Regions from separate parts of the Mus musculus genome. Here regions 1 and 2 are each linked to region 3. A link is a loop called in an ENCODE intact Hi-C map of the cell type or tissue named here. Cell type or tissue: heart. All regions are shown on one strand. Each heading gives the region's core, and the rest is flanking DNA. Links, peaks and the distances in the headings are about the cores only.

Evidence for each region. Hi-C counts contacts between places; a loop is a spot of excess contacts. Peaks named below come from ENCODE experiments on the same cell type or tissue, not always from the same donor. Only the 100,000 strongest peaks of a DNase experiment are listed, where the experiment ranks them.
Region 1: a loop joins it to region 3, with 5 times the contacts of the local background. A loop is called at or near these places in 22 of 42 quality-filtered maps.
Region 2: a loop joins it to region 3, with 7 times the contacts of the local background. A loop is called at or near these places in 11 of 42 quality-filtered maps.

Annotation. Positions count from the first base shown.
Region 1 is chr11:20,627,291-20,635,386 of GRCm38, forward strand. Sertad2 (SERTA domain containing 2) reads left to right here and starts at 4,687. Exons shown (of 2, transcript NM_001038625.1): 1 at 4,687-4,983. In heart, for the core only: no CTCF peak of the experiment used is centred there; DNase peaks (open chromatin) are centred at 4,501 and 5,511; H3K4me3 peaks cover 2,687 bases; H3K27ac peaks cover 3,069 bases.
Region 2 is chr11:20,473,171-20,481,266 of GRCm38, forward strand. All of the region lies in intron 2 of Gm39607 (a long non-coding RNA gene), which reads left to right. Gm32142 (a long non-coding RNA gene) reads right to left here and starts at 5,211. Exons shown (of 2, transcript XR_872285.2): 1 at 3,807-5,211; 2 at 3,238-3,718. In heart, for the core only: a CTCF peak has its summit at 4,063 (motif pointing right); a DNase peak (open chromatin) is centred at 4,481; H3K4me3 peaks cover 491 bases; H3K27ac peaks cover 760 bases.
Region 3 is chr11:20,539,352-20,547,447 of GRCm38, forward strand. It overlaps a transcript of Sertad2 not described here. Among named protein-coding and RNA genes, the nearest start is that of Gm32142, 65 kb to the left of the region's middle. In heart, for the core only: a CTCF peak has its summit at 3,478 (motif pointing right); DNase peaks (open chromatin) are centred at 3,520 and 3,620; H3K4me3 peaks cover 2,850 bases; H3K27ac peaks cover 2,332 bases.

The DNA.
Region 1 (8,096 bases), core at 1,390-6,389, 88 kb after region 3:
AGGGTTCCAGAAGCCAGAGTCCAAAGTACTATTTTTGCCAGGTAGAGAAGCAAGCTTAGCCATGCCAGGGGTCTGATACTGCCTCCCAGTGCTGGGGCTGAGGAGCTAGGCTCAGAATGATCTAACACAATTACCCAGTGCTTGTTTCGCTAGATCCCATGCTGATCTGAGGTCTGTGAAGCAACAGATTAAGACTCAAAAGCCACAGATTGGGCTAGCTAGGTGGCTCAGTGAATGGGTGTATTTGTTGGGCCAGCCTGAGATATCTGAGTTTAATCCCTGGATCCTGTAGTAAAAGGAGAAAACAGATTTCCAGAAGTTATTCTCTGACCTCCATATGTGGGCCATGGCATACACACTCACATACTTCTCTCTCTCTCTCTCTCTCTCTCTCTCTCTCTCTCTCTCTCTCTCTCTCTCTCCCTCTCCCTCTCCCTCTCTCCCTCTCCCTCTCCCTCTCTCTCTCTCTCTCTCTCTCACACACACACACACACACACTACTTTTAAGTCACGAATTCATCAGTAATAGCGTTGTAAATCTTTGAATTATTTGTAAAGAATCTTCATCTCACCTAGTTGGTTGCTAGGACAAGAAAGTCCTAGAGGCTGGCCCCTTCTGACATTAGTTGGCAGTCTGTGGAATCCAGATGTTCTGAGTGTGTGAGAAGAGTGTTCCTGCTAAGAATTTGGCGGTTTATAGACTCCTCCCTGTGAGAGTGTGTGGAGACTGGCAGGTAGTGCTATATTGAGAAATGGGAAAGCTGAGGGTTTTTTTTTTCCCTCAAATGTTGTTTTAAAGATTGTGTTCTGTGCTAAGATTTAGACAATGTCAGAATTTTAGAAAAAGAAAAGGCCTAATATTTAATATTAATATCTAATACTAAAAAGAAAGACGTGTGTGCAGCATGGCTGGCAGCCATGACCTCAGTTCATAACAGTGTGGTACCTTTCAGAAGACGATCCCTATCTTAGGGCTGTAGCTCTGCCTGTGTGAACTGAGCTGTGGAGGAGGAGCAGGGAAAAGGCCTGACACAGAGGGCAGTGCACAGCTTGCAGGAGTACAGTAGTTTATTTGGTCACTGAGCACGAGGAAGGCTTTCCTCTCCATCACTCACTATATTAGCCATCTGCTGGCCTTCACATCCACAGCAATCCCTGCTGGTCACAGAAGGGATGTGAATTCCAGAATTTGACTTTAAAAATCTATCCCAAGTTTTCTGGTATTAGGGTAAGTCTACAGCTGATATCTCCTATTTTCCATGAAAATCTATCTAGCCCAGTTTTTTTTTCTATACAGTGGTTTCATAACTGAAACATTTGTCCTTTTTGACTTTATAGATGATTGCTAATATTTCAGCTTCAAATCTAGACTAGAATTAGGTTGAAAGAAAAATTGAAGTTTTTGAAGCTTGTCTTTGTTTTCAGACTGTGGGTATAGCTCAGTAGTTGAGCCCCACACCCTGGGTCCTGTCCTCTCTACACACAAAACCTCATACATAGATACAAATAAATAAATAAATAAATAAATAAATAAATAATCTTTGTTTCATGGTTCATATATCTGACTTGTTCCTTGTGTTTCTCTGACCATGCTAATTAAGTGCTAAAAGCACCCTTCGGTTAGTGCATTACTCTACTAGTCTGTAGGTCATACATAGCATTTCAAAGGAGAAGTGGGGACTGTAAACTGGTATCCAGGACTCAGCTGTGTGAGGAGACCTCTCTGGATGAGCTCATGATTTCAGAATTTTCAAAATTTGCTGTCACAGTTCTGTGCTGAAGAAAAGAAATGCTTCTCTTCTCCCTAAACTGATGTGTTCGTGATAGTTAAATGTGACCTACTAACTTGTGATGGAGAAGTTCTGAATTCTTGATGAAGCCCTAAGATTAAGATTATTTTAAATGGACTTTTAAAATGTATAAACCAAATGTACAGGTTCACTTAGCATTTATTGATCATTCTGTAGAAGTAACTATTATTTTTCTCTATAAAGAAAAAAAAAATCTGGCCCAGCCTGATTGTGTATACCTTTACTCCCTGCAGAGGTGGGAGGCGGGGGCGGGGCGGGTTGCGGGGGCAGGGGAAGGCCAACTTGGTCTACATAGTTCCAGGACAGATGGAGCTATGAAAAGAGAGCCTGTTTCAAAGTAAAAGCCTTCAGTCTTTGAGTATACCTCAAAAGTTCAGGGAAGGTGCCCTGAAGAGATGGTACCGCAGTTAAGAATACTTACTGCACTTGTAGAGGACCCCAGATTGGTTCCCACCACCACAGGCGCTCACAGTATTCTGTAACTCCTGTTCCAGAGGATCTAGCACCCTCTCTGGCCTCCATAGGACCAGAGCATGCACATGGTTCCCAGATACACCCTTACTCGTAAAGTTTTTGTTTTTGTTTTTAAGTACAGGGCGATCTTCCTTTATCTTTAAACGTCTCAGATTAGGCAGGATTGGCTAGATTGCTGTGCCTGGCGAGAAGGAGCAGGGAGACAGAAGTACCTGATGTTGGACCACACTGGCAGCTGTTGACGCTGCCACTTCACACTTTGACTAATTGGTCAGATATACCAGATTCTAGAAGTTGGTTAAGTGAAATTGTAACTCATGCACTGATAAGCCTCTAAGTCTTCAAAAATAGAACTGTGCGATATCTCACCCCAGAAGCAACTCTGGGCTGCTTTCCTCAGAACTCAGACTTTTAGGTAAGCATACATAGAACATAGACTTCAGACAACATGTGTTCGTTCTGTTGACACACTAAGATGTTATTTTAATTTTGGCTTTCCTTTTGTGCAGGAACACTGTATTTGGGTAGCCATTTGTTAAAAAATATCCAAGTGTCATAAAATTCTGTGTCTTTTTGCAAACTTCAATTCATGAATAACAGTTTCAATTCATTTTAAATTCAACAGAACTAAATACCTCTGGCCTCCCACAAAGACATCACAGGAAGATTATTGTAGCTACTATTTCAATGGCGGTTTCTTAAAGTGAGCACTCAAAGTCTAAGTGAGTGGGTAATTAGAGCCAGGAGGGGTTAGTGCTGTCTCCAAATGCAGAACTCTAGAAATGAAAACCATCTTGGCTCTCCAGCAAAATGTGTGAAAGTTTATGCCACTGAGCAAGACCTCATACTCTATGCGATGCCATTTTGTGCTATTATAATGACTTGCCAGAGAGATATACAATTAGCTGATATTGGTTATACCTCATGAAACATGTATATGAGATTTTGATAATGCCAAGGATTTGCTAAAAACAAACAGCAACAACAACAAAAACCTTTTTACTTCTCTAATTAATAAAACCTGACATTGTCTCCTTTACCGTTTAGCACACATCATAATAATAATTATTATAATTATTAGAGACACATTCTCACTATTTAGTCCTGGCTGGCCTACAACTGCCTATGTAGACCAGGCTGACCTTGAACTAAGAGAGATCTGCCTGCCTCTTCCTACCTAGTGTAGGGGTCCTACAACTGGTGATGGCTCATATTTAATTTTGATAGGATCATCAACTCGATTGATAACAAATCATTACAGAACAGTTTGAGTTGGAATAAATTTGTCTTGATGTTTAAGACCTTTATGTTAGGTCTTAAAGCTTTATTGTCCTTAAATACAACTAGTGTCATGGACCATTAAACAGCAAAGTGGTCTGAAGAGAAATTATTGATTGGAGTGGCAGCCAAAATTTTAAAGTGCCTGAATTTCTTTTGTAATATCTTTATGTAGAATGCATATGCCATTTTAAAGGTAATGATAAATGTTCCTGTTGAGCTGTCCCTGGCCTCTTAGTTCTCTTAAATTCGAACCACTTAGGCACATGCTAATACTAAGGACAATATAAAGCTCCTTGCTAAGTTTGAGTAGTTAAAAACATTAAGGATTTTTTGTTGTTTTGGGGTTTTTTGTTTTTTGTTTTTTAAATGGGAAAGATAAGGCTATCAGCGTGAAACTTGTGGGCAGAGGACCACGCCTCCAGTTCCCTGTGTTCTCCAAGCGTGGTCTCCCTCTGGTTGGCTGCATGGTCTCCATAAAGGATGCAACTCTGGTATGTCCGACCGACTCCAAAGGTACTAGTTGGTGACTCATTTCAACTTCTGTCGTCAGCTCCACACGGAGCCCTTGGCCCCTCCCCCCATTCCCATATCTCCGAGGGCCATTGGTGGACCCTATCCTCCCGCCAGCCGGCCCAAGTGGCCAAATAGCTCGGATGCCTGTCATATTTGTGGTCGCGCTCCTCTGCGGACTGTGCCAGCGCTGCCGTCTTTGTCATCACCCACTCTGTCATGTCTGTTTTCCAGTATGTGGGGGCCATTAGTGGTAGTAGTGGCGGTCCGGCTTGGGCGCTCCCATTTCTACCTCTCCTATTTAGCTTTCAGTCCACAGAAGAGGCTGCATAAGCTTGGTGTCTGTCCGCCGCTTCCTGAGAGTTCACCCTGAGGGAATCTGCATTTATGGCACTTGGGCGGGCCCGGGGCGGGCCCTGCGAAGCTGAGGCGGGTCCGGACCGGCTGGAGGCGGGGCCTACGGAGATCTGGACCTGAAGGCACGGGTGGGCGGGACCTATAGTAGGAGGTGGGAGGGGCAGGGTGGGGCCTATACTGCAGGGGCGGGGCTGGTGGGGCGGGGCCCGGCCAGGCAGGGGGTGGGGCCTACGGGGCCTGGCCGGAGCTCGCCAGAGGCTCGCAGGCGGACGTCACTCCCGCACGGCGAGTGCTGGAGCACGAGCTGTACCTCTCTCGGCCCGGGCGTCCACTCCGCCCGCCTCCTGCTTCCTCCAGGCTGCCCGCCGCCTCCACCATTGTATAATGTTCCCGACTCGCAAGCAGAGGACGCCGGAGTCGTAGCTCCGGCCTCGCCGAGCTCCCTGCTACCGTCGGCCCCGCGGCGGGGGCGCCCCGCATGGAGCGGGCATAGCTTGAGGGGTGGGCGGAAACCCCTCCGATGCGTTAGCTCCTGGTGGACCTGCTTGTGGTGAGTTCCGGGCCGAGCTGGAGGCTCCCCGGGGTTGGGCTCCGGCGGGCGAGGGGCGGTGCTGGGCTGGGCCAGGCGGGAGCCCAAGGCAGCGGAGGCCGGACCGGGCAGGTTGGGGAGCACCCGCTGGCCGCCTGGAGACCCCGACTGTCACGACCTGGGGCGGGGTCCGGGCGGCAGGGGCCCGGAGCTTTTGCCGTCACAGCTGGTGTGTGTGTGTGTGTGTGAGTGTGTGTGTGTGTGTGTGTGCGCGCGCGCGCGCGCTCGCTGTGGTGGCTCTGGTGCTGAGAACGTGCGAGACTTTTTTTTTTTTTTAAAGATTCCGGTTGCTGGCAGGGAGGCTGCTTCACTTTTGAGTTCCGTGTCTGGGTTTGCATCCAACTTGCTATATTGTGTTTCGAGAGTTTCCCGGTGGTTTTGCGTTAAAACAGTTCTCTTCACCCTCTTTTCTTCCGTGCCCAAGTGAATTGATTTTGGATCCAAATGTTTATTAAACTTAATGCCTTCCTGGTTTTTAAATTAGAAATCTACAAGTCATCTTGGTGTTAACCGCCTATGACGGGGCAGAGGGGGGGCGGTGCTGAGGGGAGCCAGCTGTCCCGACGCGTAGACTTTGTACCATTGACACTGGGCACTTCAGAGGACCATTGCGTCGAGAGAAAGTACTGAATTGTTCATATTTTTCTTAACTATAAATTGTCTTAGCTTTAGCCGGAATGGTAGCAAATCAGTAGAGTTGAAAATTGAATTGTAAGTTTCGCAAAGCAGTGAGACTGTTTTAGAATAACTTTTTGCTCGCATCTAGGTAGTTTCAGGAGTAGAAAGTCGGTTTTGCAGGCACTGAGTGGAGGGCAGTCAGCAGGGACAGACTCAGAAACGGCAGATTTTATTTAAGTAGAATCAGTCAAACCCTAGCTGGCTTTCAGGAACAGTCGTTGTTTTCAAGCTTTGTTCTTGAAACGTGCTTTTGAATTCCTAGTATTTGTTAAGAAGTGTTCAGAACCTATGGAAAAGGGCCTGGAGGTTGTAGTCACCAGTAGGATGGCCCAGGCCCTAACTGTTCAGAATTGCTTTTTGTAATTTTTGTGACTGGCAGGAATGAGGTGGGCCTGGGCTCCACTTAACCTCCTGGAAGGCTCCACACCAGAGAGCCCTGGGTCTGCTGCTGGGTTAGTTGCTTACCCAGTGGCTACTTCACCAGAGCCCTTTAATATCATAGTATCCCGATTTGAGGGTGAAGTTATTAAGATTTCAACTCTGGCATGAGCAAGAATAATTGTGGATCTTTACTTTCCTGATAATTTTATAAAAATTTCCTTTATTTGAAAATACACATTGCTGGCCTGGGTTGTGCTGGCATACACTTACAATCCTAGCACTAGTGGATCTGTAGGAACTCAAGACTAGCTTGGTCTACACAGTGAACTCAGGGCCATCCAGTGATTGTGTTCAGGTTAGGAAGGGTTTAAAATGATGTCTTTCCTCTCCTAATTAAAATACGTTCAACTGTTATGTATGCTTCGTGGACTTGGTAGCTCACCTTCCCTCCCTCTCCACCCAGGTCTGTTCCTTACTTTATTTCAACAGGTAGGGACTCACATTTTATAGTAACTCACTGTGTAGCAGGAGGTGTCCTAGGAATAGTTTTATTGTCATGCAAGTGTCACAGACTGGTAGGTAACAGCTGCTCAGGCCAGCTTCTGATAAAAGAACTGAGAAAAGAGTTAGACTCAGATTTAGAAACTCTCGCCCATTGCTGAGTTACCCTACATAACAGCTTTTTAAATTTAATTAAGGAACAGAAATAGAAATTTATCCAGTTACCACAACTAAACAAAGTGGACATGACAAACAAGCATAGTTTTTTTTGTTTGTTGTTTTTAAGTCACTTAAATTTACCAGTGATAGCTGACCCTTATTGGGGGGGAGGGCGCATTTTAAACAGTACTCCCATGGTAAAGTAAAAGTTACATAGCTCTAGCGTGCCTTACTTAAAATGTTCCACTCTAGAAACTAAGAACCGTAGTAAGATCTGCACCATTTTACAGCCTCCTTTTGCTGTGGTTTCTTATTAAAGAACAATAGGAAAAGCATGAGCAGTTAGTTTGGATTTCCAAGACAGGGTTTCTCTGTGTAGCCCTGGCGGTCCTGGAACTCACTCTGTAGGCCAGTCTGGCCTCGAACTCAGAGATTGGCCTGCCTCTGCCTCCCATGTGCTGGGATTAAGGGCACTGTTCAGCCAAAGTATGAGTTTTAATTTTATTCATGTTTTCAAAATGAAAATCACTTAGCCAAAATTATTTAGATAAGCCTGGTATTTAGAAGGGTGAACTTGAGTACACTTAGAGCATTTCCTACACTTAGCAGTTGTGGATGTTTTTATTTATTGTCTTTGCATATTGTATAGAGTGACAGTGCTAGTCAGTGAGGGGGGGAGGGATTGGTGGGGAGTTTCTGATTGTTTAGTCCAAAGGTCAGACCTATGCTGAAGATACCAGAGGCCCAGCTTCAGTTTAAGTGAGAACGGCTTGGTACTGAGAGCAGTGCCAGCCTTCACACACCTTCCTTTTATAGATTTATTTTTTAGTGTTATATTTCTGAGGGAGGGGATTCATGTGGCATTAGAGGACAACTTTGTGGAATCTGCTTTCCTTCCAGCTTTTACATGGGCTCTGGGGATTTGACTTGGTTCTCCATGCTTGAGTGGCAAGCACTGTTACTGTCTGAGCTATCTCTCAGGCCCCTTTTCTGACTGGAAACACACACATGAAATTTACAAGTGCTGTGGCCATTGTATGTGTACAAGTAATGCATTTTTCTACCTGCCACTAATAAGTACTAATTAAACATTTGGTAGAAATGTATAAACTGTGACTTCTGTTTTTAAAGTGTCTGATTATTTAATTTGATTTTGATATTTTAGAAAAACAACTGACCAAACTTGGGCTGTTTTTTAAAGAAAAAAAAAATGTTGTCTTAAGTAGTCAGTGTAGTTAGTAGTATTAAAGGCAAACTTGTGTCCTGTACAAATACTGGGAAACCCTTATGAACAGAGCAGTACCCCGCGCATCCATCACTCATTGTGTGGGGCTATGTCTTTCTCCATTAGCACT
Region 2 (8,096 bases), core at 1,390-6,389, 66 kb before region 3:
GAGTACCATGTGGGTGCTGGAAACCAAACCTCAGTCCTCTACAGGAGCAAGAAGTGCTCTTAACTGCTGAGTCAACTCTCTAGCCACTACAGATCAATTAGAGTTAGCTGAGAATGTATGTTCCTACAGGCAGAAGAGAGCCAGTGAACAACTAACAGATGGAAAACTAAAACTGGATAATTTCATAGTTATGTCCATATCCCTCTTGCCCTCTGCTTCAAAGGATAGCCTTGGCTTTACATTCTAATCTATTCCCACTTCTTTTTCTCCAACAGACATTTACACCTTCTCTGCATAAACCATGCAGGCGTCAGGGAGACTCCAGAGTGGGTCTGGCTGGTCTGCCCCACCGAGGATTGCTCCTGGTTGAGCATGTGACTCAGGCCTGGTCTACTTCTGAGAAAAACGACCTAGTTTCTCAGAGAAGCACCTAAGAATAGAGGGTCTTTCTTCTTGCGCAGGACACCTTCATATCTAGAGGTGACCTGCTTGCCATGAGTCTGAGAATGTAGACAATAACAAAGGCAGCATGGCAGAGAGGAAAGGGCTGTTTCTTTGAGTTACTCTGAGCCATGGCATGGCATCTGTCTTTTTCCATAGCAGAACCCACTGTTGTGATTTTAAGCCAGGGTGAGTCAGGGTTCTCCTTACTTTTGTTCCAAAATATCCCCTTGCTTTCTCAACAGCTCCTGAAATCCCTTTCCCCCAGTAAGCCTGCTCTCTAGAGGACTCACAGAAAACCAGTTCTATAACCTAATGATGCAGAGGAAACCAGGGCCCCATCTCAGGGTTCTGGAAAGATGGGCCAGAAGTTAAGAACACTTGCTGCTGCTTCTGCTTCTTCTTCTTCTTCTTCTTCTTCTTCTTCTTCTTCTTCTTCTTCTTCTTCTTCTTCTTCTTCTTCTTCTCCTTCTCCTTCTCCTTCTCCTTCTCCTTCTCCTTCTCCTTCTCCTTCTCCTTCTCCTTCTCCTTCTCCTTCTCCTTCTTCTTCTTCTCTCCTCCTCCTCCTCCTCCTCCTCCTCCTCCTCCTCCTTCTCCTTCTCCTTCTTCTTCTTCTTCTCTCCTCCTCCTCCTCCTCCTCCTCCTAAGAATTTGCTTTATATGTATGAGTGTTTTGCCTGAATGTGTGTATGTGTAGTATGTATACACCTGGTGCCTGTGGGGTTCAGCAGAAGGCATCAGATCTTCTGAACCGGAGTTACAGGTGTTTGTAAGCCACCATGTAGGTGCTGGAATCTACAAAAGCAATAAGTACTCTTAACCAAAGAGTCATCTCTCCAGCCTCTATATTGCTGCTTTTGCAGAGGACTTAGGTTCTATTCCCAGTACATACGTGATAACTCACAACTCTAGCCCAGGGAATCTGACATTTTCCTTGGGTCTCCAGGGGCACCAGGCACACTGGCAGTCTACATACACACATACTCACATATAGGCATAAAAGAAACTTTTGTTTTGAAGGGCTTTTCTATTCTTATTTTATGTCTGTGACTCTTTGTGTGATGTATGTCTCTGCACTACATGGATGCAGTATCAACAGAGGCCAGAGGAGGGTTTTGGACCCCTTGAGATAGGATTTACAGACAGTTATGGGTTGCCTTGTGGATGCTGGGAATTGAATAGGGATCCTATGACCAAGCAGCCAGTGTTCTTAAGTGCTGAGCCATCCCTCTTGCCCCAAAATAAAGTAATTTTTTTTTTAAATTAAGAATGGACTCTGGGAGGCCGGGCAGTGGTAGCGCATGCCTTTAATCCCAGCACCTAGGAGGCAGAGGCAGGCGGATTTCTGAGTTCAAGGACTGGTCTACAAAGTGAGTTCCAGGACAGCCAGAGCTATACAGAGAAACCCTGTCTTAGAAAACCAAAAAAAAAAAAAAAAAAAAAAAAAAAAAAAAGATGGACTCTGACACTGACTGCTCTTCCAGAAGTCCTGAGTTCAAATCCCAGCAACTACATGGTGGTGGTTCACAACCATCTGTAATGAGAGCAGATGCCCTCTCCTGGTGTGTCTGAAGTCAGCTACAGTGTACTCATATACCTAAATTAAATAAATAATTAAAAAAAAAAAAAGAGGACTCAAATGGCAGCTCAAAGACAATTTTATTAGAATTTAACAGAAAAACTTCAGGGCAGGCCAACTATAAACTTCACTGGCTGCCCAGAGGCCAGGAGTAGAGGCAAGAAGGAGAGAGCCAAGCTTGGAAGCTGGCATAGAAGTCAAGCACTTGATAGTCAAGCAACCACATGGTGGAGGAAATGTTTTAGAGAAAGAATAAGGAAGCTAAACTTGTTAGGGAAAGCATGTTAGGAGAAAAAAAAAATACCCCAGAGAAGGGGTAGGTTTACAAAGCTACATGACTGAGCTATTGTGAGAGAGACGCGTGTTCTTTACAACAGGATAGAGTGGAAGGCACAGTGTCTTAGTAAGCGACTAATTTTTTATCTATCCTTTAGCAAGATTTAAGTGCTCCTATCTTCCTAGAGGTGGTTCCTCGACAAATGATCAGCCCAGCACGCCTGGAACGCCTGGACATTACTGCCACCTAAGCAGACTCTGCCTGAAGGTTTTCCTTAGTGGCCTTTAGCACCATTCTTTCCAGTCCCTCCCACCCTTGCTGCCTGCCTTACTCCCCACCACCGTCATCCATGAGGCACTAGCACACTCTGAGTCAGCAGGTCTCTACTCTTGCTGTTCCCACCCTTGAGTTAGATAACTGCAGGTTCAGTCTGTCGTAGACCCAGGAACTTCGGAATTACAGACTTTCCCCAGAATTGCCTTAGGAGAGCTAGAGTAATGGCCAACCTCACCGTGAGCCAGTGGGGCTGCTAGGGAAAGACCTAATAAGGGGATCACTGGCCATTAGAGTATTCACTATCCACTGAAAAGGTCAGCTTAGGAACTTTGGGAAGGTCATGAAACACTTGCCCCTTCGGAAGGGAGACGATAATTAACATTTCTCAGACCACGAGGCAGGAACAGACCTGTGGGTGGGGACACATTCCACAGGACTGACCATTGCTCATCTTCAGACAAGGGAAGTCATTGTCACCTCATTCCCTAAAGACCAATCAGTTTTAAGGGTGTACTGTTCCGCCAATCATATTGTGCTTAGTTGCTGATGCTCTATTCTGCCCCTGGAAACCATATAAAATCTCACCGAATGGGTACTGGGGGTCACCGCCTCTCCTTCGGGTCTGGGACGACCCCAGTGCACTGAAACAATAAATTCCTCTTGCTTTTTGCATTGATCCCAGCTCCGTGTGGTTCACTCAGGGGTCCCCTGGTAAGCTAAGGCTCCCCGGAGTGACACCACCATTTTTGACTAGCGCTTTCTAAATACTGTGTAAATCTCCTAAAGACTCGGTAGCATCTCCATTTTCTACAAGACAAAACACAAGGGAGGTTTGAGTGAAATATCAGGTGTGAGGGAAGGGCAAAGTCCTGGGAGGAAAGGGAATGCCATTGTGAGACTCTTACCCTGTGACCTCAAATTTAGGCAGATTTCATCCTCCCCAAAAAGGAGCTGAACTTCAGGACAGGGGCTGGAGAGAGGCTCAGCAGTTAGAAGCACTGGCTGCACTTCTAGAGTTTGTGGGCTCAATTCCCAGCTCCCACATAGTGGCTCACAAAGTCTGTAACTATATTTCCAGGAAATACAACATCCTCTTCTGACCTCTGAAGGCACTAAGCATGCAGGTGGCGCATAGACATACATGCCTGAAAAAAAAAAACACCCATACATATTAAATTAAATTAAATTAAAATTAAAACAAGCCAGAACCATGCACAAGTGTGTTAGCAATACCAGCACTCGGTAGCCTGAGGCAGAAAGATTGCTGAGTTTCAATGCAGCCTGGACCACAGTGAAGCTGTTTAAAAAACAAGATTCTCAGGACTAAAGCCAGGCTTGGTGGTGCACATCTGTAAATCCAGCACTTGGGGACCTGGACTGTTTCCGGTTCCAACGAAACAACATTGTGAACAGCAAACTCAGAACCAGTTGTTTTGTTGTTTTTGTTTTTGTTTTTGTTTTTTCTGGGCTTCTTCAGCTTGCAGTCTTCTTCACTCCAGGAGGGGTCAGTAGCAAGCAAAAGGTGACCTGGCTTCTGGGTTTACCATCCTGTTCTTGGACGGGTGTCAAACGAAAACACTGGGCCTCACAATTGCTCTTTCATGAACGTCTCTGCTGGCAGAGTCTTCGGTGAATTTGGGGCTGGAAGCTGACAGCTCCTAACCTCTCTTCTGGCTCCGCCTTTCTGGCGTCGGGAGACTGGAGGTGGGAGGTATGGGGACAGGATCTAAAGTCTCAGGAAGAGGGGAGGCCGGGAAGGAACTCCCTGCCCTGCACACCCCTTTAGTAGGCTCGTCTGTAAGTCAGTGCCTGTAGGGCGATTGTCATGTTAATTATTGGCCAGCCAGCTTCGGGCCTGGCAAGCCAGCTCAGCAGCCATGACTCATCCCTTTCCTGCTGAGGCTTCCGAGGAGCCCTGGAGGCCCTGTTGGGCACACCCCTTAAATGACACGTGCCCTCATAATTTCTGGGAGTGTTGCAGCCTGTGCGGATGTGTACCTCGAAGTGGACTCACCATCAGCTGAGCCTTGTGTGGGTGTTTCCTAGCCCACATCCTGTGCACTATTACTTTCTACCCATAGTTGGAGGAAAATCCGGACCAGAGAAGATGGGCCTAGGGCTCATCTCTAGCTGCTCACTGTCTAGAGAGAGGGTAGGAGGGAGGGAGGGAGCAGGGACAGGGCCTGAGTCAGTGAGAAGGGCAGGGTGGCACCACGAGTGGGTGGGGAGGGAATGGCTGGAAAGATACCAAACATGGAAAAAGCCTGCAGATGCGGGACCGGTGTCCTTATTCCTCCCATCCCCCAGGTCTGTGGGCTGCCACCCATTTGCCAAAAATTCCAGAGCCATCTTGAGATGAAATAGGATCAACTTTATTTATTCTTTTTCCTTCTCTCTTCCTTTCATTAAGTTGTTTTGTCCTGTATTTAGCTTTGAGGTGTGTGTTTTAAGGAAAATATTTTATTTGTTGTTTTTTTTGTTGTTGTTTTTAAATTACGGGGTCCTGGATTTTCTTGGTTTCTGAGTAATTGCAAGGGTTATTGAGGATTTGTATTGGCAACACTTTCAATTCTTTTCTTTTTATAATTGAAAAACATTTCTGTATTTTGATTGTTTTTTCCTCTCTGGCAATTCCTCCCAAGTCCTCCCAACCTCCCTACCCACCCAACTTTATAGTTTTTTTCTTTCCCTTTCAACAAAGAGGGTCAACCAACCAACCAACCAACCAAACAAGCAAGTAAAACTCCACAAAACCCCACAAAAATCAAAATAAACAAGAAAAGACTGATAAAGCAAAAAATAGCAAAACAAAACAAAATGGGAAAAAATCCACAGAAATACCAGGGAGTTTGTTCTGTGATGGCTAGCTACTTCTGGTGTGGGGCCTGCCCAGAGTCTGGCTGATAGACACAGTGAGATCCATTGGAAAAAACGGATTTTTCTTCTGCCAGGGGATGTCAGTTGCCTGTAGTTTCTTCGTTACAGGTGAGACCCGAAGTCCACTTCCCCATTTGTTCTCAGAGCTGGGATCCTGTCTGGCTTGAACATGTAGGTCTATGTAGGTCTTACGCATACTACCGCAGCCTGTGTGAGCTTCTTTGGTCATCAGTCTTGTTGTGTCTGGAAGACATTGTTTCCTGGTGGCCAACCATCACCTCCAGCTCTTACAATAGCTTCTTGAACTTCAAAGGAAGGAGGGAAATGTTTGCATCAAACATCCTATTTAGGACTGAGTGCTCAAAGTCTCTCACTCTCTGTACATTATCCAATTGTGGGTCTGTGCTAATTCCCATCTACTGCCGGAAGAAGTTTCTCCAATGAGGGTTAAGCAAGACACTGGCCTATGGGATTAGCATTATGTCATCAAAAGTAATTTTATTTAAATGTTTCTTTAGCATAACAATTATAGTAGGGTTCCCCCTAGACTGCGTTTGTCTTTGATGGTAAGGTGTGTTTCTTGGATGTAGCAGAAAGACAAATCTAGTTTTCTAATCCAATCTGTTAGTCTATGTCTTTTTATTGGAGAACTGAGGTCATTAATATTGAGAATTATTAATGAGCAGTGTTTATTGATCCCTGATATTTGTTGTTATGGTGGGGTCTTGGCCACACATACTTTTGATTTACTCTTCTGGGATTATTTATTCCTGTGTCTTTGGGGGTATGGCTTACATCTTTAGACTAATGTGTGCCTTCCAATGACTTCTGTAGGCTAGATGAGGAGAAAGTAATTCTTTATATTTGGTTTTATTATATAATGTTTTCTTTCTTCTTCTATTGTAATTGGTAGTTTTAATGGGTTTGGTCTCTCAGAGTCTGTAGAACAACTGTCCTTTCTAGTGTCTCAATTGAGAACTAAAGTGTTATTCAAACGGGCCTGCTCTTTATACCTTCCTTGGTATTTTCCCTTGCAGCTTTTAATATTCTTTGTTTTGTACAATTCATGTTTTGATATCTTGGTAGGTATCCTTTTTTGGATTAGAGAGATATATTTTTAATATTAATTTTAATTTTAATTGTATGCTTTTGACCTGAGTTTTTTCTTCTTCTCTCCTTATTATATGTAGGTTTAGTCTTTTTCATAGTGTCCCATAATTCCTGGATATTTTATGCCTGGATTTTTTTTTTATTTTAGATTTAACATTTTCTTTGTCTTCAATACCTGAAAATCTCTTCCATGTCTTATAACCTTTTCAAGGTTTACCTCTGAGGTTTTGTTTGCCATTTTAAGCTAGGTTTATTTCTAGGTTTATTTCACTTTTTTCTTTTCTTTTCTTTTTTTTTTTAAAGATTTATTTATTTATTATATGTAAGTACACTGTAGCTGTCTTCAGACACTCCAGAAGAGGGAGTCAGATCTTGTTAAAGATGGTTGTTAGCCACCATGTGGTTGCTGGGATTTGAACTCCGGACCTTCGGAAGAGCAGTCGGGTGCGCTTACCCACTGAGCCATCTCACCAGCCCTTTTATTTTCTTTATTGATTTTTATTTCTATTTTCATGCCTTGGATTGTTTTCCTTACTTCATTCACCTGTTCGTGTCTCCATGGTCTTTACTAGGCATTTGTTTACATCTTCTTTGAGGTCCTTGACCACATGTTCTCACTGAATACTTTACTTAAATTGTTTTTTGTTTTTTTTTCAGGGCCTGTTGTAATAGGGCTACTGGCTTCTAGAGAAAGCATATTGCCTTGGCTATTCATGTTTGCATTGGGATCTAGGCATCTGGGGTTTTGATATTTGAGGTGTCTTTTGGTATAGACAGATTTGGCATTGACTTTTCTGGGAGGATGTTCCCTCTTTTGGTTGTTTTTGGTCAGTCTGGGTTCTAGGTGGCTGAAAGGTTGCTAATAGAAAGAGTGTTTGTGGGTTGGCATGTGACACAAAGGAATGGAGATGAGCTAGAGGAAATACTGAGAGGTCATTAGAAAAGAGCTAGGAAGACCAGGTCCACACCAAGAGATGGGTTACCCAGGAGGTGGGGGTAGGGTGGGAGGAGGATCATGAAGAAGAGTTGCTGCTATGGTTTGAATATGCTCGGTTGCCATAGGAAGATATTAGAATGGAGAACAGGAAAGATAGTGAGAATCACCCACTTGAATCCCAGCCCAGTGTGGCCACCAGGAGTTCTTGGTAGCTAGTGTTTCTGCTGCTCAGCTGCAGACACAAAGAATGGAGATGTGGGGACTGGAGAGATGGCTCAGCTGTTAACAGCACCGACTGCTCTTCCAGAGGTCCTGAGTTCAATTCCCAGCAACCACATGGTGGCGCACAACCATCTTTAATGATATCTGATGCCCTCTTCTGGTGTGTCTGAAGACAGCTACAGTGTACTCATATACATAAAATAAATAAATCTTTGAAAGGAAGGGAGAGAGAGAGAGAGAGAGAGAGAGAGAGAGAGAGAGAAGAAAGAATGGAGATGTGCTAGTAGGGAAGACTGAGAGGGTCCACAGAAAAAAGATAAGCTGGGCCCACGCCAAGAGGAGGAATCCCCAAGGAACGGAGCTGGTGTTTGTTTTTT
Region 3 (8,096 bases), core at 1,461-6,460:
ACCTGCTGTCTAACCTGACTCCCACAGCTACTTCTCTCCCCTTCCATCCAACTTTGAAGAGGCCTCGTGTCTACTGCTTGCTTCCTGACTCATGATGGATATTGCAATTGCATCAGTTGCTTCTCACTGTGGTCATGATCAGCACCAGCGGCTTTCTACGAGGTGCACACATGCATGTAAGTAAACATATTTGGGCTAGTCTTGAAATAAAGCTTTTTAAAATCCTGGATTGCTTGACTGTTTCTAACTTGAAAACAGGAGTGGGCAGAAGAGGCCATCTTAGAGGAGCCGCTTAGCTGCACTCAGTCTTTAAAGTTAACAAAGGGAGCACTGGGAGATGGAGGGGTGGTCCATGGCAGCAGAAACTGTGGTGGATATAGACATACACACTACACATTACACACACACACACACACACACACACACACACACTTGCCTCTAATCTTTACCATGTGTCACTTTAGAATTCTGTGCCCTCCTTATTCCAATATTTCTTAAAGTGTGGAAGGCCTGCTAGATTCCTGCTTCTCCCCTCAGGCGTGTGTGTGTGTGTGTGTGTGTGTGTGTGTGTGTGTGTGTGTGTGTGTGTGTGTGTGTGTGAGATAAAAACCTGCTAACTCATTTGAACTAGAGATGAATCTCAATAGCATCAGTAAGTTTGCCCTAACTATGCTTCTATAAGCAGTGTTGTGGCGAACACCTTCCACTGCCAGGTGGGACCTCTACAAAGTTAATAGTTCCAGGAGTTCTAAAGGGAGGCTTATTAAGACAGGAAGTAAACAGCCAGGCAGCGATGGCACATGCATTCTGAGAGGCAAGTAGATCTCTGAGTTCGAAGTCAGCCTGGTCTACAGAGTGAGTTTCAGGACAGCCAGGGGTACACAGAGAAATCCTGTCTCAAAAAAAAAAACAAGACAGGAAGTAAACAACTCATAAATCTCAGAAATCCCTGAAACACACCAGATTCACAAGACTTCTCCCTCCCCAAGGTTATGAAAGCAGTAAAGTCTGGGGAAGAGAGAGACTCTTTCATTTAAGGAGCTGCAAGCAAACCATGGGAAAAGCTCCAGTATTTCAGCTTTGGTGAGTTGTCACCCATATTGGGGTGGACTTTCTGTGGCATGACTGCAAATGAGTAGTCCATGTTCTGTAAGTAACCCCAGGAAATTCATTGATTCAGTAAGTTGGCCCTTTGTGATACTTAGCTTTGCCCTGGGTAATCAGACATTTGTTTCTGTCTCCCCAAGAACAGCAGCACACAGCACTTTCTACTCAGACTTATGCACAGCAAATACGCAAGTGATCACAAAACGATCATAAAGTAGAAGCCAGGAGAGAAATAGATGTGAGAGGAAAAAAGAATAAGGACAGGAAGAAAGAGAGGTGTCTAATGAAGTGGTTAGTGTGTCAATACTCAAATCACCTGAACTATTGCTTAAGCAGCAAATAACCGATAGACCTGAGGGGAGACCCAGGAATCTAGCAGGCCTTCCACACTTTAAGAAATATTGGAATAAGGAGGGCACAGAATTCTAAAGTGACACATGGTAAGGATTGGAGGCAAGCCATAGCTCTTCCACCACGAGATTGCTAACCCTTATTTGGAGATCTTTCAGAGTCAAAATCTGTTCTTAGTACCATTATGGTATATACAATAATTCACTACATTTACCTATCTATAAAATGACCTCATAGAAGAATATATATATATATATATATATATATATATATATATATATATATATATATATATATATATATCTAGCTTCTGGAGAGATGGCTCTGAAGTTAAGAGCACTTTGCTGCCCTTGCAGAGGACCCAGGTTTGGTTCCCAGCACACACACAGCTGTGAGAGCAGCTTTCTTTGACTCCAGGGGATCCAATGCCTTCTTTTGGCCTTTATGGGCACCAGGCACTAACATAGTACACATAAATAATAAATACAAGCAAACACTCATCTGCATAAAATAAAATGTAGTACAGTAACCCAGATTAGGAGTAGTGGAGTGTTTTGTTTGTTTTTGCCACAGTGAGGGATCCAGCTAACATTGTTCACCTTGTACGAATCACTAGGCTGACAGTGAGAACACTAGGTCCCCTGCCCTGTATAGCTCCAGTGTAGTTTCAACACACGAAGAGAAAATGCATAAATGAGATGTGTGTTGCAAGAAGTTGCTGGCATAGTTCATTTTCATTAGTAGATTCTGGACCAGAAGGTAATCACGGAGTCAAGCTGTGTCACAATTAAGCTCCAGAAAGGTCTGGGTCCTAAGGTGAGCACAGTTAAGGAAAGCCCCAATGTGACCAGAGTAAACATTTGTCTTCATTTTTATCTTTTTCCCATTTTTAGAGCACTGTGGATTTCGGTTATCTCGGGATGAGGGTGGAGGTGGGGGAGTCTCACCCACTTCAAGACCCTAAAGCAACATTGTCTCACCAGTACTTGACTTATTTCAAAAGTGGGTGTTGGGTATTCCAGTATATTTGAATATGAATGCAACTGTTTTAAGCCCCAGGAAAACACCTCTGAATCCAGGAAGCCAAGAAGTCAAGGCAGTAGGGATGAAACAGGTTTAAGGGCCAGCCTGCGCTACACAGCAAACACTAGGACAGCCAGGATCAAGTATCGAGACTCTGTCTTAACAACACCAGAAACGAACAATGCATTTTGTAGGTAAGAAGATGGGTTTTGCCAGCGTGTTTGCTTTTTGGGGGGGATTTCTTTCAAATCCTAATGCATAACAATGGGTTAAAGTCTGTGAAGTGATTACTGGACAACAGCCAAAATATCGAGGCACGCCATAGCTCCTGGGAATGAGTACTGAGTAGGTGCACTCTGGCACTGCCTTAGGGTTCAAGGTGAGGGAGTGGGAGAGTGCAGAGGGACGTTTGGAGAAAGCTAAGATACACGCGTACTGCAAAGCCCGAACAGAGTCGTTCACACCAGTTTAAGAAGTGCCTTTTCCAGAAACCCAATAAAAGAACATGTGTTCTGAGGAGCTGTTTCAACCTGTCTACACCCTAGGCGACTTCCCCCACAAAACGGGCAAATCCTGGGCCAAAGTGATTGCCACGCCTTGCGTCTTTGGCTCCTGAAATCCCAGAGCACGTGCCCACAGGGGCTGTTTTAGCAGTGGACACTATGGACGCGGATCAAGTTTGGATCGTATCCACTCCGAATCGGTCCGCCCTGAGAGTGGGCTTGGCCGGCAGGTCCACTGGCAGGTTTCGCAAGGGGCCCGCCCGCGCGCCCCTCCAGCCGGTCCAGGGTTACGCCGCCAGCTGCGGTGCCCCGCCCCGCCCCGCCCCGCCCCGCCCCGCCCCGCCCCGCCCCGCCCCGCGCGGCCCGGCTCTCACACGGTTACTTGCGTGACTGACTCGGGCCGGGCGGGCTGGAGGACCGCGCGGGAGGAGGGAGCCAGAGCGCGGGCCCGCCCGCTCCTCACCGCCAGCCTCTCCTCCTCATTGGCCACAGGCCGGCGTCCATCACCCCCAGGTGGCGCTCGGATTGGCGGAAAGCGCACTTCTAGAACGAGGAGGGCAGAGTGACTCCGCGGGTCTCCCGCGGCTCCTTTTCTCCTCCTCCTGCTCAACGTCCACCCACCTCTCCCCACCCCCATCACTTCCCCCGCCCGGTGCTCTACAGTGTCCTTAGAAGACTCATTGGGCCAGGGGCGAAGCCAGCCACCTAGCGAGCCTCACTGCCATTGGTCTATGATCACGCCCGTCACGGCGGTACGCCCTGCCACTGGGCAGCCTCGCTGCGCTCCCGCCCCGCCCGCCGCCTCCCTCGCGGCTCTCCCCAGCCCCCTACCCCGCCCGCCTCGCCGCTCCTTCCCGGTCCAGCTGGGCGGGGACTGCCCTAGGACTCTTTAAAGTCTGTGAGTCACTGCACAACCTATCAATCCAATTAAATGTCTTGAGCGAGCCGAGCGGGCGGTGCTCCCCGCCGCCGGCCGCCCCTGCTCTCGGCGCCCCGCTATCCATGGCTGGCTGGCTGTATTCCTCCCGGTGCGCCCTCTTCCCGCATCTCGCCAGCCTCGGCAACTTCCCTTCAGCTAGCCTCTGCCCCCAGGCCGCCACGGCATGGGCTAGACCCCGAGCCGCTTCTTGCCGTCTCCCGTCCAGTCCGTGTGCGGTATCGCCCCTTTAGCCTGTCTCGCCCATCCCCGCCGTTTCCCCGACAGTCAGTCCATCCCTCGGTCGGCTTTCCTCCGCGGGGCAGCGGTGGAGGACCAGCGGGCTCCGTAGGAGCGGGAGCCCCCACCCCGCTCCTCCTCCCGCTCCTCCGCGCTCTCACTCGTCGGGATCCCCGTCCCACACCTAGGGACGCGCCGACCGACGTCCTCTCCCCGCGGCCGTACGACCCGCCCGGGGGCTGGACCCGGCGCCCACTTCTTCGCGGAAGGTGAGTACCGAGTGGGGTTTGGGGTGGGGTGGTCTGAAAAAATAAATAAAAAAAAATGTGGTGGCCGGGCCACTTTTGGGCAGGGCAGGGATCAGGTTGTGGCTGGAGGTTCCCGGTCGGCGTGGATGAGGAGGTGACTCCCTCCTTCCCTCTCTCGCTCCCCCTCTCCACCCCCCCTCCCCGCCCTTGACACCCTCCTTCTCCTGTCTTGCTGTACATGTAGGTATTGCCAGACTTCCACCAGCGGGGCATTATGCCGCCTGTGAAATAATTGGTGCTGGCATGCTCTCTGTCTTTTGAATGCCTAAGTGAGCAGTAATAGTCTGCGATGTGATCTGATAGACTGAGTGCCCCGCAGAAAGTGTAAAAATGCCTAATGGGGGCACATTTTCCTCTAAATCGAAGTTAACTTTCATTCAATAAAGGCAAAGCAAAAGGTGTTTGTAATTTGAGTGCATGGTGATAGAGGAGAATACTGGTTGCCTAATGGCTTAGTTTTTATTTTGAAGCAATTTTATAGGTTTTCTTGTGAAAAAAAATGTGAATTCAGTATTAAAGGTTCTGAAGTCTAAACCTGTTGGAAGAGAGCAGGTGAGAAGGGACTCCAGCATGGTATGTCCACTTCGGTTTTCTCTTGCTCTAGGGAGGCATTGCAACGCAGAATTCTGTCTTCGTCTTTATGCACAGAACAGCTTAGAGGTTGTTTCTTTGGGTATACAAATTTTGTGTTCTTGACTACTCTTTAAGCAACATTATTCTACAGAATTTCTTCAGTTTTTAATTTGGTTTCTCCATCTTAAATGCCTCCGGACTACGAATACCCACCACTACCTGTGTCACGAGAGTCTTGCTGTATGGATCTTTAGTATTTATTTTGAGGTGAAAGAATGATAAGAAATGGTTACTCCGAGTTGGCTTCCAGGGTTGCTGTTTAGAATTCATTAGTTTTAAGTCGCTATTACCCTCTTGAAATGGAGTTCTGCAGTAGTTGTCCACAAGATTTAAATTAGGCCAAACCAAACATATTTTGAAATATTAAAGTACAGCAAAGACCTCTTAGTAGTTCATTTTCTACTTCTCTTTCAGACTAACCAGAATAAGTTGTTACTAAATTTAATTTTAAAGAATAGACTGTTCCTGTACTGAAATCTGCCAAGTTGCTACAGAAAGATTTCTTTTTAAAGAGCAGAAATGTGGTTATGATCAGTCCAAAGTGGTGAAGTTTAAAAGTGACTTATATGTAAATGTTGCTTTAAAGAAGCACTTGTCACCAGCTTCAAGACCTTTCAGTATATTTCAGGAAGACCTACACAGAGCCTTTTTGAGTTGTTTAATAAATTTGCATGTGACTTTTTTCATGAGGCTGAAGCCTCAGAGCACAGGGCATCCTGCTGTCTGAATTTGAATTTTGCCAGTATCTTTCCCTCACTGGCTCTGTGACCTTGGACAAGTTTAAAATAATCTGGACCGTAGTGGTTTTCTCCAGTTGTTTCTCCAGAAAGGCTCCTCTTTAAAAGACCTCCCCTCCCCCAAAGATGAATAGAATGCTCGCCATCACTGCTGGAAGACAGGTATCTGCATAGACTTTCAGAGTGAAGTCACAGGGGCTGAAGAGATTGCTCAGTTGGTTGTCCATTTTCTGAACTCAGATTCTCAGTACCCACAAAAATGTGGCAGCCTTCCTGTAATGTCAGCACGGTGGGGTGGGGTGGGGGTGAGGCAGTGGAGACAAGGACTGTTGGGGCAAACTAGCTAGTTAGACTAGCCAAATTGGCAAGCACTGGATTCAAGCAAGAGACCCTATCTCAATAAAAGATGGAGAAAGAATGCAGCAGATACTTGATGCCAACCTCTAACCTCTCTGTGTACGTGCACATGCACGTGCAAAGATACAGGAATACTAATAAACATCCACTTGCCGTACACACAGGACAAGGAGTACAGCTCCCTCCAGAATCAGGCTGCTAGTGCCCATCAGGTGCCCGTCTGCCAGGGAGGCTCAAAAACCAACCAACCAACCAACCAACCAAACTAAACTCAAAACAAAATGCAAAGAGAGAGTTTTCAAATCAGGTTCTGTAGGTTCAAGTCTTAGTATTTTCTTTTGCCATTTGTGTGTCCTTGACCAAGTTACCGTTAGTTATTTCATCTAGAAAAGGAGGACAGTAGCAGCACCTACTCCATGTTGTTATGATGAGAGCAGATAAGCTCATATGTGCAGAGGTTCTGAAGTGTTTGGGATATCTTCCCGAGTTTAGCTCGTTTTTTGTTTCTTGTATACAGGTGACTTTTTAAAAGAAGTGTGTTTGTTTTGTTTTCCTTATTGCACTAGGAAATCAAATCTAGGACCTTGCCTATGTAAAAGTAAGTACTCCACCACTGAGCTGTATTCTTAGCCTCAGTAGTATATTTTTTAATGAAGGTAATAATCATTGCTGTTAATAAAAGAAGACTTTTATAAATATTCCTGATGTTTGAAATAGAGTTTATATAAAGCTTTAAAGAAATTCTATTATTAGAAGCCAGATATGGTGGCACACACCTGTAAGCCACCAGTAATCCAGAGGTAGAAACAGGAGGATTCCTGCAAGTTTAAGGCCATCTTGGTCTACATATAAGGTTCTATGGCAGCCAGGACTTCATAATAAGCCTTTTTCTCAAAATCTCTTCAAAAAGGCTACATATAGCTCAGTTGTTAAATCACTTATAAGCATGAGGACCTGAATTTGATCCCCAGACCCCACATTAATATTTCCTTATTTTATGTATACGAGTATATTGTAGCTGTCTTCAGACACACTGGAAGAAGGCATTGGATCCCATTACAGATGGTTATGAGCCACCATGTGGTTGCTGGGAATTGAACTCAGGACCTCTGGAAGAGCAGTCGGTGCTCTTAACTGCTGAGCCATCTCTCCAGCTCCAGAGCTCTCATTAAAAAGCTGGTTCTGGTGAGTACACGTGCAGTCATAGTACTGCAGAAGCAGCAACAGGCTGCTGTTCTCTGGCCAGCCAGCTTAGCCTACTTGGCAAGTTCCAGCCCAGTGGGAGGCATTGTCTCAAAAACAAAGTAGATAGTGCCTAAGCAATGATACTTGAGGTTGTCTCTGATTTCTGCATATATGCACACACATGTTCATGCTCACCTGCACACAGGAATATGCACACACACACACAAAGGAAGGAAACTCAGTTATTGGGCAAGACATACTGTATATACCTGTAACCTTGGTACTCAGGAAGCTGAGGCCAAATGATCAGAATTTAAGGGCTAGAGGGACTATATAGTGCGACATTGTTTTTGAAAAATGGCTTTGCTTCATTGGATGAGTTGAGTTGTCTACACTCTGTCACTTTTGTTTCTTTTTGAGATAAACTCTCACTCTGGTCCAGGCTAGTTAGTGTCAAACATGCTTAGCCTCCTGAGTGCTAGGATTTCAAGTGTGAGGCACCATTTTTGGCTTTCTTTCATTTAAATTTGCACAGTATCACGTGCCTGCCTCAATTACAAAATTGTTATAAAAATGGCATGATTGTTGCCTCTGGTGGCTTTCTCCTGGCTAAACAGAAGGCTTTGTAACAGTAGCGTTTCATTCCTGAGTCCATCGCCTGGTGCCTAGCAGAGCACATGGCATAGAAAGGAGCGAATAACCATGTGCAAGTGATTAAACAGGGTTTTCAAGTTGT